2 separate regions of the Homo sapiens genome follow, and region 1 is linked to region 2. The links are chromatin contacts, found by Hi-C or POLR2A ChIA-PET in ENCODE. All regions are on one chromosome and are shown on one strand. The core of a region is the stretch at or near the end of the contact, and the rest is flanking DNA. Distances in the headings are between cores, read along the strand shown.

Region 1 (3,382 bases), core at 779-3,278, 280 kb after region 2:
AGAAGGCCATTACTGAAGCCTGCAGACGTGTCCATGTAGAACAGTCTGGATAAGCTGTAAGCATTGTTGACCCCAGAATTGTGAAATTCTGAGCATGTTATCAATCTGGGATGCTCTTTTTTAGCGATGTCAGTTGCTGGAAATTTTTTCATCAGCTCTAGTCTGTCCTATTTGAAAGGACCAACTTGCCAGGTGCAATGGCTCATGTCTGTAATCCCAGCAATTTTGGAGGCCAAGGTGGGCGGACTGCTTGAGTCCAGGAGTTCCAGACCAGCGTGGGCAACACGGCAAGACCCCGTCTCTATAAAAAAATACAAAAATTTAGCCAGGCATGTTGGTGCATGCCTGTAGTCCCACCTACTCGGGAGGCTCTCTTGAGCCTAGGAGGTGGAGGTCACAGGTGAGCTGAGCTCTCACCACCACACTCCAGCCTGGGCAATAGAGCAAGACCTTGTCTCAAAAAAAATTAAGTTACATTAAAAATGAAAGAACTATTTCAAGAATTAAAGCTTCTAACTCTTGCTGTCTGCCTGAAATTGTAGTATATAAGATGTCAGCCCTACATCCTCTAACTACAGATGATGTAGGCAAATTAAGAGATAAATTAGGTAAATTTACTGCCAGTTGGATTGATGTGTGCTCATTGCTTGAGTTGCCAAATGTTTTTTGTGTTTGAGCTTTTCATTGATGTATTGTGTATCATGTGTTTGATAAAAGGGGCATGTAGTTCTAATAATGATAAAATCCCATGATGTGGAACTCCAGGAATTTATAGTGTTGTGTTGAATTGGAATTTCATTTAGTTAAAATGTGCCCCGTGCTACTCCCAAACTTCAGAAGATACAGATTGTACCCAGCCCCTCTGTAATCATTGAAATCAAGGTTGCTGTGACAACACACATCACCAACCCTTTCTTCTAACTGATATCTTTAGGTGAGTTTGGCAGGTTAGGTGGATTTTGTTTAGGACATGGGGAAAGACAAAGGAGTTAATTACTACTTCAAAGTAAGATAAAAATGACCAAAACTACGTTTTCTTCTCTCTGGCTGCTGAGTAAATGTCATTCAGTCACATGCCCAAGATTTGGGGTAAAAATTTTAAAGTCCTAGGTAGGATTACTCAATCTTGATAAATTTAAATGAGACTGCCTATTTCCATAGGTTCTCTAGCCTGGCATATTTTGTTTTATGATAAATGCTTATTTAAAGGTGCCTCAGTGGAATTTTTCCTGTGATGCAGATAAATTGTGGTTACTCATTATCCAGGGCCCTTGATCACTTAGCCATTTATTAGGTTCTAGAACAGCTTGGTGCTGATGGTCTCAGAGCCTCATAAAAAATAATTTCAGCAGTGAAAATCCTCAAATTACCTAACCTAGAAAATCAGTAGCAAAAGAAGGAACAACAGGAAAAGGAACAGAGGCCAGGGTGAAGATGCTTCTAGGAGCCAGAATTGGAGATGAACTTTTCACATATACATTTCATCGTGGTAGCCAATTCAGTTTTGTGGGATTCTCTGTAAATTTTCCATCTTTTCTCATTTCTCTGAAGTCCAGCAGCCTTGTGCAATCTTGCCACATGCCCATTCCTGGCAGCCCCTGCTCTTCCCATCTTTCTCTGAAGAACACAACTGCCCTATTCTGTGCAAATGACCAGGCAGCACCTTTTAGCCCCAAGAAACCAGACACATCCTCAAGGAGAGGCCAGGGTCCTGGGGAGAGCATCTCGGATTTCATTTGTAGAACTATCCGGGAATTGATTTTGATTTGCCTTTCCTAAAGAGGCAAATGATGGTACTAAAATTTGGTTTCTTCCTTCTAAGCCCATCATTTCACCATTTAGATTTTAGCTCAGAGGTTCCCACATTTTCTCAGTTCACAGTGCCCTTAATAGCTCAGTAATTTTTTCATCCGTCCCCAAGCCAAAAGAAATACCTAATAATTTAGTTTATGAAGTAATTGCAAGACAACTTGAAAGTAGTTGTTTGTATGGTGGTCAGCAGATGGCGCTGTGTTTCAAATTTAAAATACCCAGCAGTTAGCTGGATGATGTGGCAGGCAACTGTAGTCCACATGGACAGGCCGAATCCGCTACTCAGTAGGCTGGGGTGGGAAGATCACTTGAGCCTAGGAGTTCAAGGCCTGGATAGGGGAGTTGCTTGAGCCCAGGAGTTCAAGGCAACATAGTGAGACCCCCATCTGTTAAATACACACACACACAGAGGGGCAAAGGGAATAAATAAATATCCAGCAATGCCCCAGGGTGCCTCAGCACACAGTTTGAGAACTGCGTCATTAATCCACTTTCTAGATGCAGCATTCATGGTTTGGTCTTGTAACCTACTATTTTGATGGGAACCAAGTTGAGCCCACAATCAGAATTGCTCAGAAACTACACAGTCTGGAGTGTTTGAGGTCTTACTGTTAAGGGTTACATCTTTGATGACACCTACTGGATGGTTTTGCAGTAATCATGCTGCAGCCTAAAGTTCAGAGAATATGAGGGTGGTGGGAAATGATCACAGGGTGCTGCTGTAGCTCTGAACTGCGTTGTCAGAAGGGTTTGTTGACCTGGTGGCCTTTTTCCTGAGCAGACTGTGAAAGGCCTGGCATCCTGATTGGCTCAAGGCAGGAGTTGATAGATGCAGGCTCCCACAGTACCTTAAAAAGGAGAAATATTTTTTGTAAGTTCTACAAGTACAAGGTTTTTATAAGTACAGCGTTCCAAGTACCTGGGCACTCTGGTTGGCTTCAGTTACAGCTCACACAGGCTGAGTCATCTCTGCCTATGTATCTATACAAGCCATTTCACATCCATAGTACCAATACTTTTAAGGTCAAAAACAAGATGAATCTGAATGGTGGCCTTTTTGTCCTCCACCAATCCCTGTTTCTACCTTCATCAAACTACTCTGCTGTTTGCACTTCCTCACAACTTCCCTTGCTGCTTATATTTCTTTTTTCCCCTCAGGTGTCTCTCCTTCCCTTCTAACTGGCAGCAGCCCCCTTCACCTCAGGAGCGGGCTTTAGATCCGCTCTGCCAGGCAGCTTGCTAACTTCTGTGTAGCTCTCTGAAGCAGGTAGAGAAATGTTTTGCTAAATGCATGCCGCTCCCACTGCCTTTCTAGTCCTAACCCTCAATGTTCCTTAGTTGTTTGCCTTGTTTCCTACAATTTCAGCTAAAACTATTGCTCAGTATGCAGTATTATGCTACAGTGTCCCTTGCAAGTACTTGTTAGTTTGTGCAGTGCTTCTGAGATGTAATTAAATGTTTATGCAATGTTTAAAATAAACTCTAGAGGGCTAAAGCCATTAATATGCCCATAGGACACATCTCGATAAATGCTGGCATATATGGCATTTTCATGCAATAGAAACTGTTA
Region 2 (3,381 bases), core at 193-2,692:
TAAAAAGTAAGGGCAAGATGAGCACCTTGATCAGGCTATAATCTGTCAAAATTTTTATTTGTTTTTTTAAGTCTTGAAAGTTTAATTCACAAATAATTTTTTTAATGAGCAATTTATAGTGCTTCATTTCAGTGGCTCTTAAAGTACTGCAATTCATTATTTTTTCTTCCTCACCAAACACCCCCTTTTAACTCCCAGCCCTTGTTTCTTCCACCTCTACCATTTTCATATCCTCAGGCTCCTTAAGCGATCATAAAATAAAAACTTTACTTTTTTTTTTAACTGATTTTGTTTAGGCAACTTACAGTTTTGTCAAAGTTTTATTACATATAGTTTTCCTGTTGTTTATAATGAGGAGCGTTAAGAAACAGGTCAGTGAAACAATTATATTTCCAACTAAACTATAGATTTTGTTCATGGGAAGTTTTTAGGTGAGTCTTGTGTTTAAAAACAACAATAATGATAATTTTTCATCCTAAGGGCATTATGATGTACTCTCCATAATTAACTGGGTTCTGACTCAATTTCACATTCACCACAAACCCTGACCACACATTCAGGCTAGAGAAGCAGGGGCTATAAAACAGCAGACCTCAAAGAGCAGCATGGGGTGGGAAGAAACTGGACTTGGAGAAGATATGACTTGGGCCCTTGATCTGACCACCTATCACTACAGGACCTGGGACAAGTCACTTAGCCTCTCTATGCCTCAGTTTCCTCTTCTGCACTAAGGGAATAATAATACCTACTCAACTTATCTAACACAGTTATAGTAGAGATGGAGGGAGATGATTGTGAAAGCGCATTTCCATTCATAACATGCTGCACGCCCTCATGAAGTTAGGCAACATGGTGATGCAGAGCAGGGGTTCAGGTGTCAGACAGATCTGGATGTGAATCCTAGTGATGCGTGATCTTGGACATGTGGCTTTACCTTTATGAACCTGTTTCAAAACCTATAAAATAAGTATAATTACAGAACACGTGTCATGGAGTTATTTTACAGATTAAAAAACACCTGTAGGTAAAGCACTTAGCAGAGGGCTTGATGTATTTCTAGGATAAAGAACCTCAGAATTACAGAAGCCAAATGGACTTTGGAGAATGTTTCTTAAGAGAACCCTTTAGGGCTGCTCATTCAAGCTTATCTCTGTTTCCTGGCATCAAACTCACCCCCGAGCTTCCTTAAACTTAACTGGCTCCTTGGCCCAATGTGGCCTTCCTGGGGTCCTTTAGACCAGGCCTCACCTCCTTGATGGAGGTTTTAATTAGAGCTGTACTTCTGGAGCTAAAACAAAGACAAACTGAGCTCCTGGGATGAAGGTCAGGGAATTCATGTTCTTTCCTCAGCCTTCTTGTTATCCCATGGGTAACTTCATGCAGTCACGTCCAGATGTTGCTTAAGGAAAATGGCTATTGCTGCTGTGCCACAGACAGTGGTGAGTTATGATGCCAAAATGCAGTGACTCACTTGCTTCCTAATACCATTCACCTACATGCTGCTTTATCCATCTCTAGAGAGGCTACAGCTGCGTGACTAGGGGTTTCCCCAAGCAATTTGCCTCCTCAGTCTCAAGTGGGAGGAACGTGGGAAGAAGCAGATGCCTTAGAATAAGTCTGGTCTCCATTCTCACAAAAGTCTGTGGGATTCGCAGTAAGGGAATTAACATCAATCTGATCTTATTATCTCATCTGCCATTTTAAAATCAGCTTCCCACTCAAGTGTGATATTTTATACTGTTGATTCTCTTAAAATTGGGATCTTAACAAAGAAAAGCTTGCAACAGATGCATGACTACTGCTCAAATCATCGCTGAGGCACTTAGAGACCCAGAAAAGATCTTATGTTTGGCTTGCAGTGTTTCTAAGAGCAGTGGAATGAGGGAGGGTTTCTTTGCATATTTCCTGTGTAAACAAACTTACACCAGTAAACACAGCCACCTTCTCATCTTCTGTGACAGCAGCCAAAACTATTAGCCACAGCCAGGGCTTTTGATATTCATACAAAACCTAAATGTGACATGTAAACAGGAAGAGAGAGATATAGAGAGGTAATTACCCTCTTATAAGGAGAGGAAAGATGGAAAGGTGGTCACCAGGGATAGCATCTCTCTCCCACTCACAGAAGAAACCCTAGCATTTCCCAAACCTATCTGACCAAATGATTCAGTAAGTTAATAAATTACATAATAAATGACAAATGATACAGCATGTTAACACCGAGAGGGGACTCCTTGGTAAAAATAAATAAATAAATTCAAGAAATATTGGATTAAAGAAGTCACTTTACTGCAAGATTTATCAGAGTCTCTAGTATATGTGCCTTATAACACTCTAAGAAAGCCAAGTGTGTCTGAAGCATTTCCTAAATATATTTTACCATGAAACCCTTTACGTATAGATTATGTAAGAAATGGGGAAAAGTTCCCTAGACCTATATGGTTTGAAATCCTGTATGTTCAAAGGGTTGCATTATCCCACAGTAGGTAAAGATCCAAACATGGAAATAAGCAAACCTGTTTTAGGTGAAAGAGTTTGCATTCTGGATCTACTAATTGCTAGCTAAGTGCCTCTTGGCGCTTGTTCCTTTGAAACACACACTGTCATGAACTTGCCATCCCTCTCAGCCTCAAACTCCAGTTGCCATTAAAGGCAGTAGTCTATAACCATCTGTTATGGGTTGAATTGTGTCCCTCTAAATTCATGTGTAGAAGTACTAACCTTCAGTACCTAAGAATGTGACACTATTTGGAGACAGGGCCTTTACAGAGGAAATCAAGTAAAAATATAATTAGGGTGGGGTCTAAACCAATATGACTCTCCTCCTCATAAAAAAGGAAAATTTGAATACAGAGACATGCTTAGAGGAAAGACAATGTGAATTGAAAAAGAGAAGACGGCCATCTACAAGCCAAGGAGAGAGTTCCGGAACAGATCCTTCCCTCACAGTTCTCAGAAGGAACCAAACCTGTCGATAACTTGATCTTGGACTTCCAGCCTCCAGAATTGTGAAGACAATAAATTTCTGTTATTTAAGCCACCCAATGTGTGGCACTTTGTTACTGCAGCTCTAGCAAACTAATGTAGCATCTTTACAATCAGCTTTCACTGCATCTATTTATTCATCAAATACTTATTGAAAGCTTGCTAATTCCCAAGACTGTTCTGGGTGCTAGAAACACAATGGTGAACAACTACAGGCATCTTCCCTGCCATTATGGATCTTACAGTCTAACAAGGAACACAGATGTAAAATCAAATAATCACTTACGAATGTAAAATTACTAATAGTAAAAGAAAATAACTAAAAAGAGACAATGAGGATGCTAAATCATTCACATAAGCAGGTGCCTGACCTCATCTGGGGTGTCAAGAAAACTT

Evidence for each region. A loop is a pair of places that touch in the nucleus more often than their neighbours do. ChIA-PET counts read pairs that join two places held with the same protein, here RNA polymerase II (POLR2A). Pooled maps may share reads with other maps.
Region 1: a pooled map shows a loop between it and region 2 (6-fold over the local background). The contact joins two enhancer-like sites. A Hi-C loop is called at or near these places in 7 of 50 pooled maps. POLR2A ChIA-PET finds 5 or more read pairs at or near these places in 2 of 52 experiments (activated CD4-positive, alpha-beta T cell and activated T-cell).

Annotation. Positions count from the first base shown.
Region 1 is chr3:132,534,188-132,537,569 of GRCh38, forward strand. All of the region lies in intron 55 of DNAJC13 (DnaJ heat shock protein family (Hsp40) member C13), which reads left to right. Among named protein-coding and RNA genes, the nearest start is that of ACKR4, 61 kb to the right of the region's middle. Within about 2 kb of position 2,029, at least 3 of the 41 ENCODE cell types and tissues checked have a DNase peak (open chromatin) inside an H3K27ac peak, as active enhancers do.
Region 2 is chr3:132,253,714-132,257,094 of GRCh38, forward strand. No RefSeq gene overlaps it. Among named protein-coding and RNA genes, the nearest start is that of TRC-GCA9-1, 24 kb to the left of the region's middle. Within about 2 kb of position 1,443, at least 4 of the 41 ENCODE cell types and tissues checked have a DNase peak (open chromatin) inside an H3K27ac peak, as active enhancers do.